2 separate regions of the Homo sapiens genome follow, and region 1 is linked to region 2. A link is a contact called in ENCODE Hi-C or POLR2A ChIA-PET data. All regions are on one chromosome and are shown on one strand. The core of a region is the stretch at or near the end of the contact, and the rest is flanking DNA. Distances in the headings are between cores, read along the strand shown.

The links. A loop is a pair of places that touch in the nucleus more often than their neighbours do. ChIA-PET counts read pairs that join two places held with the same protein, here RNA polymerase II (POLR2A). Pooled maps may share reads with other maps.
Region 1: a loop to region 2 is called in a map with no recorded cell type, with 4 times the contacts of the local background. The contact joins the enhancer-like site here to the promoter of EPCART in region 2. A Hi-C loop is called at or near these places in 1 of 37 single-sample maps with no recorded cell type and 3 of 50 pooled maps. POLR2A ChIA-PET finds 5 or more read pairs at or near these places in 2 of 52 experiments (PC-9 and activated B cell).

What each region holds. Positions count from the first base shown.
Region 1 is chr2:181,310,667-181,315,599 of GRCh38, forward strand. The region is part of intron 3 of LINC01934 (long intergenic non-protein coding RNA 1934); the gene reads left to right. Among named protein-coding and RNA genes, the nearest start is that of MIR4437, 7.5 kb to the left of the region's middle. RefSeq lists an enhancer at 2,202-2,251. Within about 2 kb of position 1,370, at least 7 of the 41 ENCODE cell types and tissues checked have a DNase peak (open chromatin) inside an H3K27ac peak, as active enhancers do.
Region 2 is chr2:180,122,980-180,128,603 of GRCh38, forward strand. It overlaps EPCART (ERG-positive prostate cancer associated androgen responsive transcript), which reads right to left and starts at 2,215. Exons shown (of 4, transcript XR_923634.3): 1 at 1,701-2,215; 2 at 354-449.

The DNA.
Region 1 (4,933 bases), core at 120-2,619, 1.2 Mb after region 2:
TTTGTTTTAGTTCAATTAAAATTTTATAAAATGAAAAAAGAAAACTAATTCATAACATGGATGTATTAATTTATTATTTATTACCAAAATTGCATTTTATAAAGAAAAATAGCAATCTATGTTATAACCAAAGATACTCTGAAAAAAAAATCAGGTTAAAATATGGAAAAATATTTCAAACAAAAATATGTGAAAAAATGAAAAGTACAATAAAAATATCAACATGCGTTTTTATGAAGCTAGACAAGTTTATTTTAAAGTTTATGCAGAAAAATACATACACAAGAATAGGGCCTGGCATGGTGGCTTATGCCTATAATCCCAGCACTTTGCGAGGCCTTGGTGAGAGGACTGCTTGAGCCCAGGAGTTTATGACCAGCCTAGGCAACATTAGTGAGGCCCTGTCTCTACAAAACATTAAAAAAAATAATAATAACCAAGTGTGGTCCCAGTTACTCAGGAGGCTGAGGCAGGAGAATCACTTGAGCCTGGGAGGTCAAGGTTGCAGTGAGCCAGGCAGTGAGCACTCCAGCAGGCTGGGTGACAGAGTGAGGCCCTGTTTCAAAAAAAAAAAAAAAAAAAAAAAAACACTAAAAAGAAAAGCTGTAAGTGGGAACTAGTTATAACAAATGTTAAAACCTAGTATAAATCTTTTATACTTAAATCTTTTTATACTATAAATCTTTTAAACAGTGTGTCACCAGCTCATGATAAAAAGACTGATGAGTGGAACTGAATGGAAATTCTAGAAATAGATCCAGGTACATATTGAACTTGGGTATGTATGTGCATATCTGTACATTTACATCTATTTCCAAGTTCTCTGCCAAACCTGAAAACCCATTTTTGGGGATTTCTCTCCTGCACTGACTTGGTGTTACTGTCCTGGCAGGTGAACCTTGATTTTATTCCATGCTTCTAGTGATAGATTTTACCAGCATTGTTCATTACAACTTTCTGTATTGATGGAAATGTTCTAAAATCCGGGCTGTCCATTAGGGAAGCCACTGTCCATATGTGACTATTGAGCCTTTGAATTAGGCCAATGTGTGACTGAGAAACTTAGTTTTAAATTCTATTTAATTTGAATTAATTTATGTTTAAATAGTCATACAAGGTGTGTGGGGACGCTACTGGATGATCCTGCCCTATACTCTAAGCTCCTCCAGGAGAGGTCCAAGTCTGTTTAGTTCACATCAATGTCTAGTACAGTGCCTGAGGGATGACTAGTCTTTTTATTTCCAATCCGTATTAATTCTATTACATATGTATAGTAGGAGGGCTGGTTGCACCCTGATGTTCAGCTCCAAACCAGAAGATTAAATGCCCCAGTGCTGGATGTAGATGCTTAGAAGAAGCAGAAGCAGCTGCTAAGGGTGGGGCGTGATCAGGGAGGAGAACTGCAGCTTGTAATCGGTATTTCTTGCAAAGGCTTTTCCCTCTGCAAAAGTTCACTCTAATTTACATAAACCTCGGAGTATTGTTTTTAGATAATAGGGAGTAAAAAACAAAAGCAGACATAAATATATTTATCCACCTGCCTCAAGAAAATGATAGCTTTCTTAAAATAGTATTTTCAGCCTTTCTCTGGAGAAATATGTCTTTGAGGAAACATACACTCTCAATGGTTTAAGTAAACACGTCTCAGGAAAGCAGAACATCAGATGGAGGGCTCAACAGCAACAAAAGGAGGAAATCAGAATTTTATAAGAATTTCTGGTAATCTAAAGATTGTTTAAATCAGATCTTCATAGACAATTTTGGGCAAAGTCAAATAAAATGTTAATGCTGGTATAGAGAGAGCAAATGTTCTATGGGGCCATAAATGACTGACTGGACTTTCAGCTTTCCCAGTCCCTCAGCCGAGTAAGGAAAGCTACTCAACTTCTCTGATCATTAGCTCGTTTATCCGCAAAAGAGAATTGTATTGGGTAAGTGTGGTTTGCGGGGATGGAAATGTGGGTCAATGGTCAGCAGAGGTGAATTCCCCTCTACTAGTGTTTCCTGTCACACTATAGCTACCCCAAAGAGGTTGTCGTACAGGGTTAAACAATGTGAGAGCTGGAGAAGGTTCTAGAAATCACCCAATCAAATGAGGAAATCGACTAAAGAGGCAAAGACAAAAGTGATACCAGCAGCAGACTCTAAAAAAAGAACATGGCAAAAGTCACCAGGCTCACACCTGCTCCATGCTCTGGGTCACCATCTTCGAAATCAGGACTCTGCTGAAAGTTCAGAGATGCTAACACTCAAGTGCATATTTCAAGTACAGCTTTCTCACGCTGTGATTTCCATTATTTGTTTTTCTTTAGTTTGTTAAGTGTGTTGCCAGAGTGATGAGATTTCTTTATTCGAGCAAGTGATTACAATCACTTTACATTAAAAAAAAAAAAAGTCTCAACATTATATAGTAGGAAGACCAGCTTTTTGCTCAGTCTTCTACAGTTTTCTCTCTTTCAATGAGGCACTTTGGCGTATCTTAAATTTCAATGAACACAAACAACTTTCAGGGTTTTCTTTCTTTCTTTCTTTCTTTCTTTCTTTCTTTCTTTCTTTCTTTCTTTCTTTCTTTCTTTCTCTCTCTCTCTCTCTCTCTCTCTCTTTCTTTCTTTCTTTCTTTCTTTCTTTCTTTCTTTCTTTCTTTCTTTCTTTCTCTTTCTCTCTCTCTCTTTCGTTCTTTTACTCTGGGTGGCCTCTTTAGCTTCATTGTCTTTTCTCTTCCTGATCATAAGACACAGCATACAGATGTCTGATTGTGACAAAGGACTTGTGAAATTACACATTACAGACAAAGAATAGTTATGTCAGTTATGAAATTTTGTATTTTATAGTACAGTGCAGAAGTGCAATATCAATGTGTAGATCAAATATTTGCTTAAAAGAAAATTCCCTAAAGTCATACAATTTGGAAATTCGTTCAGATTTGAGTATGCTTTTGATTTACTTTACAGCAAGTATAAAATCCATTTTATTTTCTCTCCTGTTTCCTGATTTGGGTACTTAATTTTACATAGGTAAACATCTACAAACCTTTCCTCGTGTCAAGTTAATTTTCTCATATAGAATTTCTTTTTAGCACAGCTACAACTTTATCTAATGAGAAATCATTTTAGGTCTGGTATTCAGATATAATAGAACATAAGAGAAAGACAAAGAACCATAATTTTTGAAATGAGGTAATATAACCTAAATATTATGTGTGTGACATGACAAAGAAAATAATATACAACTGATACTTTACCAAATTTTGGGATATTACCCCATTGTGTCACTCTGGAGACGAACACACAGAACACTCCTAGAAGGCATATGACCTGGGTAGTTTTATCATTATCCATTATTAGAGACTGTAGACCTATAAATATTATTAATGATGTGCTTTCTTTTTCAATGAGTCATCTGCTCTCACTACCCTTTTCTTTAGCTATTATTTCCCCAGTGTTCCTCTTACTTTTTTATTTTTAGGGTCTCTCTCCCTTTCTCACTCACTCATCTCATACCTGTTCCATATTTTATTTATTTATTCATTCATTCATTGTATTCAGAAAGAACTTATATGATGATAAGATTAATATTAATCATAAAGAAAGGAAGATTCTCAGAGAAGACATTCATTCACAGTGCTGAGTTTTTGCCTCTGTTTTTTCTTTTAAGACACTATTTGGACAAATTCCAAAATGAAACCTTCCCTTAACAATAGCTCTTTAAGTGAAGCTATTTTTTAGTTGATTTTCTCCCTTTATAATTTCATGGTTTAGAGCAGTATTTCTGGACACTTAACCTCTCCCTCCTTCTCAACAGGAATCTCTTTCTTTATTGAGAGTAACAAAGCCAGAAGGGAAAGCAGGTGTTCAAAGCTTCAGTGGCCACAACTGGAAAAAAAGAAAGAAAAAAAAACTTCATCCCCAATCTATCTAGAGCATAATCTTTTTAAAAATATGCTTTCCTAAGTATTATACTGTAGGTTTATTCAATTTGCTTAATTGGGAGTGCATACTACCTACAGACTTGCCAGAAAATTTCTGGGACATCCTATTTTTTCTCACTCTTGCTAATGAGAGGGAAGCCCTAGACAGCAAACTCCTATGGCACAGCTCAAGCTCTGACCCAGGGGTAATGGGCCTAACTAGAATAAAGACAAAGGGGCCTCCCAGGGGCTTCATCATTAGTCCTTTATAATCATAGTCTGTAGGAATCCATGGATCAGTAATCATAAGTCCAATTCTGAGACAACTTATTTTTAATAATATGAGCTATTTATAAAACCATAATATGGTATAAATTAAATTATAATACCGTAGGTCCACTACTTTTATTTTCTAAGTGGATGCAAAGTGATCTAAAATGATCTATAGAAATAATTAAACTTTGTAAGGTGGTAAATTAGTGAAATTAACTTGCTAATTATTGTGAGACATTGAAATATTAGCACTCTCCATTCAGATAGAAAAAATATTGGACGAATTAAGTGATGATCTTTTTTCTTATTTTTCTCCTATTTTTTGCTTAATTCTCTAAGAATTCCAAGATCTACATTTTTAAAATCTAGAATAAAGTATTTGATGATTTTCTTTCATTCAAAGTCAGTTCAGTATGCTTCCTTCATCAAGCACAGAATGTTTCTCAAACCAAGTTGCATTTCAGATGTCATTTTAAAAAATAACCTTTCATGTGTTAACATCCTGGGAAAAAAACTAAGTGTTCTCATATATTGTTGTTGGGAGATAAATTGTTGGAATGTCTGTGAAGAGCAATTTGGCAATGTAGATCAAACGGAAAAAGCACATAAAATTTAACCATGAAATTCCACTTCTAGATATTTATTTAGCCTCTACATATACAGGTTTATGTGCACAGTGATGCATATGAAATGATATTTACTTGTGCATTTTTATAATACCAAAAATTAGAAACAACCCAAATGTCATTAATA
Region 2 (5,624 bases), core at 965-3,464:
ACTAAAAGAAGGGAATCAGTATCTTATTTCCCAACTGGCTATTTCCTTAATCAGACGCTGAGTCAGGGAGAAGCAGCCTGTGGAGAGAAACAAAGAAGGTGGTTGCCATGGAACAGAGAAGATTCTGGCTTTGGAGTGACAAGAATGTACAAATCTCCCAAAGGCTGCGTGGATATGGGGAAAAGTAGCTGAACCTGAGTCATCTTAGCAGTACTTCCACCTGAGTCCTATTTACAGGCTGTAGATACTCCAGTGGGAAGAGGTTAATGGGGGAAGCTGTAAAGGGGTAGGAAAGACTGGCTAGAGTTGGATTTACCATGTCAGGGAGACTCTTCAGGGCCTTCTGAACTTACCCAATATCCCCTGAGGTAAGCAGTATTTCGGCACAGAGAGGACATCTATTGGTAGCTGGTGTTTTCTAGATGAGCAGCAATACCCAACAGAAAATTCTGCAACAAAAAGAATTGGGTGAAGAGACTATTTTGTTTCTTCTCCTCTGATCCCACCTCAAGTCATTAAAGAAGCTAGATCTTGATGTGGAGAAAGAAGAGGTTTTGTGCAACCAGATTGGCTTCATGGTTTTGGAGTCGGGAGGAGGGGCAGGCCAGACCCCTTTGGGGCGCCTGTTTTACAAGCTGAGCTAGGTAAAATTACATGATTTATATGAACTATGACAATGATCAATTATCAATGGAATCTGCCTGAGATATCATTCAGGGGCAAGAAAGCAGAAGTTGACCAATCATATGATTAGAAAAAGAAAATTGCTTCTGATTAATATCCATTGAGTTCAAACCATTTAGTGAAACAGTTACCCTTAAACTATCAGCTCATCTAGAACAGAGTTTTGCAAACAACATTTTGTGGGCCAGTAAAACAGATTTTTAACACCTTGCATTTTTACCTCTCTGATCCCTTCTCAGAACCACCAGCAGATTTGACAACTGTTTTCCTCCTTACTCTGTCTCTTCCTTGACTATACAGTAGAAAATAGAGAATTCAATTTATTCAACTCTTTGTAATGTATGTGGTTATTTGAATCCTGTTGTATTCATACAGAACATGAGCTTTGTTCCTATATTTTCATATAATTGTTAATAAGTTATAAGAAGGTTTGAGGCTGTGGCATATAAACACAGCACATAAACATATATTTCTATATAACATAATCTTCCCACTTTTACTACATATTTTTACTAGACTGTTCTGGAAAAGCTATTTGTACATATTTCTTTGTGCACACAAGTTCCTCAGCTAACGGCTTTGCTCTGTTTTTATAGAACATGTTGTATATGGTTAAAAAATGTCTTTCACATAAGCCACATTTTTCCTGTTTTTGTTTACTTGTCTGTATTGCACCTCAATTAGCAAATCGTGCAGTCTTCTCTCCCTGTCATAATAACATAAACTATCTCCATTTTAGGCTGTTCGATGTAAAACAAAAATCCCCAAATTTCCACTAGATGGTGCTATGAGAATGCAAACTTCTTTGGTCAGGGTATATATAAAATCCTCAGTTATTGCAGCCTGTTATTTTGGCTTGTGAAACAGGTCTGCCCCCCACTAAATTAGATGCACAGGGATGATTTAATATTTAGTTAAGAGACGATGCAATATTTCCCACAAGTCTCTGAGGAGCCCAGGCAAAACAATGAAGAGGCATTTTTCGTCTAATCCTCATCCATACCACTTCTTCTTACCTGGCCTTTTTGGTATGCTACTCCATAGATACCTAGGAACAACCCCATAGTGGCAACATCTTTTGACCCCGGTCACTGCCACCGTCTATGGCTTCTTTACCCAGTCTTCCCTCCTTGGCTGGAGGGGGCTAATGGATTTATTACATTACTGACTGTCAGCAATTATTTTTTGACAATTTGTTCAGTGGTTTTCAAAGTGTGATTTCCCAGACCAGCAGTGTCATCTGGGAGGTTGTTACAATTGCAAATTCTCAGACTTCAGCTCGGACCTACTGAATTGGATGGGAGTGGAGACCAGCAATCTGCATTTTCACAAACCTCCCCGAGGTGATTCTAATGTGTAGGAAAGTTGAGAACCAGTGTGTTAAATACTTCCTGGGAACAAAACTGCCTTATCCTATTTGGATTAACCTCATTCCTGAAAGCCCTCAAAGAACAACTTTAAAGGTGGATAGGTGGGTGAAGAAATTTTTAAAGGTGTTGCCAGGTACAGTGGCTCACCCCTTTAATCCCAGCACTTTGGGAGGCTGAGTCAGGTGGATCACTTGAGCCCAGGAGTTCAAGACCAGCCTGGGCAGCATGCTGAAACCCTGTCTGTACAAAAACAAACAAACAAAAAATTAGCTGGGCGTGGTGGTGCACGGCTGTCCCAAGCTACTCAGAAGGCTGAGGTAGGAGAATCCGTTGGGCCCGGGAGGTTGAGGCTGCAGTGAGCCAAGATGGCGCCACTGCATTCCACCCTAGGCAACAGAGTGAGACCCTGTCTCAAAAAGGAAAAAAAAGTTTAAGGCGAGCATTTGTTCTACTTGGCCTACTCTGCTTTCCCTTTGGGTTGCTCTGCTCCCCTTGGGCTGCTTTGCTCTCCCTTTGGGTTCTGCCTGTCACTGAGGAGTCCTCACTGCAAAGGAATAGTGAAGCCTGTATCTAATGTGTAAATGTAGGAGAGTATGATTAGTAACTCACTTTTTTTTTTTTTTTTTTTTTAAAGAGATGCCCAGGAAGGCAGCCAGATGGCAGCATCGTTCCTACACTGTCTCTGCACTCCCAAAGGCAGTTTCTGGCCCTTTACTGTAGTCAAAGGAGATCGCGTAGCAGCGGTCGTTTATTGGCTAGGCTGTTTGTCTTTTTTCTCTACTGCAGCATGAGTCAGAACCCACAGAGAGAACCAGAGAGGAACAACCCGTTGATTAATGGGTCAGAGAGCTATGTAAGACTGTGATCTCCTATTGTCCCTGTTTCACGGAACAAATGTGGGGGATGCTACAAAGATTCAACACTAGGTAGACATCTAATGAAGCTGGGTTGCCATCAATCAGTTCAAACAGGTGTCTGGAATAGCTGTGTCTTCTGTCTTTTGATAAACACTGAGTACCTGCACATACAATTCCCTGGGAGCTTTTAAATCTCCTGATGCCCAGGCTGCACCCTAGACCAACCACATCAGAATCAGGAGAATGGTTTTAGGGCATCAGTACAGCTTTAAATCTTCCCAGGGGATACTAATGAGCATGAAGGGCTGGGAACCATGATATTAAAGACGTTGAGATGAAATTTGTGGCAAAGTTATTTCAATTGAGAAACCTGGGTTATTGTCTTATACCGTACTGTCAATTTCAACAGTGGAGTTTGTTGTTTTGGCCAGTTTTGATCTTGGCAAGTTTCGATATTCGAAATGGATTTTGTTGTATGACAGAAGGGGGCATCATCTCCTCTCCACCCCACACCACCTCCTTCTCTCTTTCCCCCTCCTCCTTCTCACTTGTTGTTCTGTTTTGTGTTTTGTTTTGTTTTGGAGGGGTGAAGACTGAAAATTTAAAACTGTGGCTACAAAATGGGCATATTACTGCTACTTAAAAGAAAAATTCTGACCAAAAATATATAGTCAATATTCTGAGTTTAAAATATTCTAAACTGTAAAAACCTTCTGTTTTTGCCTTCTGCCACATGTTCTTAGGTACCCTCAGGCTACAGTCCTTATTTTAAAGGATATGATAGTAAGAAAGTTACATCAGCCTTGATGAAAAGCTGTGAATTTAATCTTAGGAGCTCACACTGACTAGAGAGAATGAAAACATTCTATCATAATTGCTTGAAAAACTGTAGAACTACTCACTAGAGTTGGATATTGGTCTATAACCAAAACTCCTTTTGTATGGAACAAAGTGAGTTTCATGAAACTCTTTGTAAAAGATTTTCTTTATCCTGGAAAATCCTATATGTTTCCATGTAAAATTCTTAATAATAGGTAGAATGAAAGCTGGAGGGAAATATAATTGTGACATGTGAAGTATGAAATATACTTCAACTTAGTATAGAAGTATAGGCTTAATTCTTTGCACCAAGGGGCATCTAGAAACCATCTCCAGAAGCTTTCGGTGATACCTTATTAATCCTTCTCTAGGTGTACCACTTAGGAAATGTAAATGGTACTAAAAGAAATAATTTGTTAGGTCCTTAATCCCACAAAAGTTGATTAAGTCATTGTCTGTGAATAAAGACTAGGTGAGAAAATTGGGAGCTTTGGGAAAAGGGAGCCCAAGGAAAAAGTGGAACAGGCTGGAAAAAAAGGAAAGTGAATTAAAGAATAGGGAATCAGATTTCTTTTCCATTTTGACTTAAGGATATGTCAGGGCCAAAACTATAGAAATTTGAAATTGGTTCATTTAGAGGATCAATGCTCTTTTTTCAAGTGATTTTTTTCCTAAGTGATTCTTTTCCTAAGCAAGTCACACTGATTTTTTGGTTTCCAAACTCATTGACTTATGGGCAGTTTGGAGAATTAAAAAAAGGTATAGACTACTAAGGCGTCTTGTGTACCAGACAAAGGTTTCTTGGATTCTGAGGATTTATTTCATTACTATAGATATCTCTAAGGCAGCATGACCTATAAATAATTTAGGCAATCTCCTACATATGGAGAAATAATAATTAGGAAGGGGCAAACTTTTGAAATTACAGTTTAGATTTAGTTTAGATTTAAAATTGCACACACAGTCTCCCTAACAAACGTTAAGCACTTCTGTCTGTTGGAGATTAGCAAAGAGTTTGAGGAACTTATTTTACATTGGATCTAGTTTGTCCTTTAATTGGTAAACCTCAATTCCAATGGCACTACAGGTTGAGTACTCCTTATTTGAAATGCTTGGAAGAGGAGAATTGTTTTGGATTTTGTATTTTGAATACAGGCATACCTTGGAGATATTGCAGGTTCAGTTCCAGACCACTGCAATAAATCAAATACTGCAATAAAGCGAGTCACACTGATTTTTTGGTTTCTAAGCACATGTAAAAGTTATGTTTACACTATAATGTAGTCTATTAAGTGTACAATAGCATTTCTTTAAATGTACACATCTTAATTTAAAAATATTGTTAAGAAATGCTAACAGTCATCTGAAATTAGTGAGTTGTAATTCTTTTACTGGTAGAGTCTTGCCTGGATGTTGATGGCTGCTGACTGATCAGTGTGGTGGCTGCTGAAGGCTGGGGTGGCTGCAGCAATTTTAAAAAATGAGACGATAAGGTTTGCCACGTTGCTGGATTCTTCCTTTCACCAAAGATTTCTCTGTGGTATTTGATGTTCCTTGATAGCATTTTATCCACAGAAAAAACTTTTCAAAATTATAGCCATTCCTCTTAAACTCTGCCACTTCTTCATCAACTAAATTTACATAATATTCTAAATCCTCTGTTTTCATTTCACCAATGTTCACAGTATCTGCACTAAGAGTAAATACCATCCTAGCAAACCACTTTCTTTGTTCATCTATAAGAAACAATTCCCCATCTTTTAAAGTTTTTTCATTAGATTGTGGTAATTCAGTCATATATTTAGGCTCCACTTATAATTCTAGTTCTCTTGCTATTTCTGCCACGTGTGCACTTCCTCCACTAAAGACTTGAACCTCTCAAAGTCATCTGTGA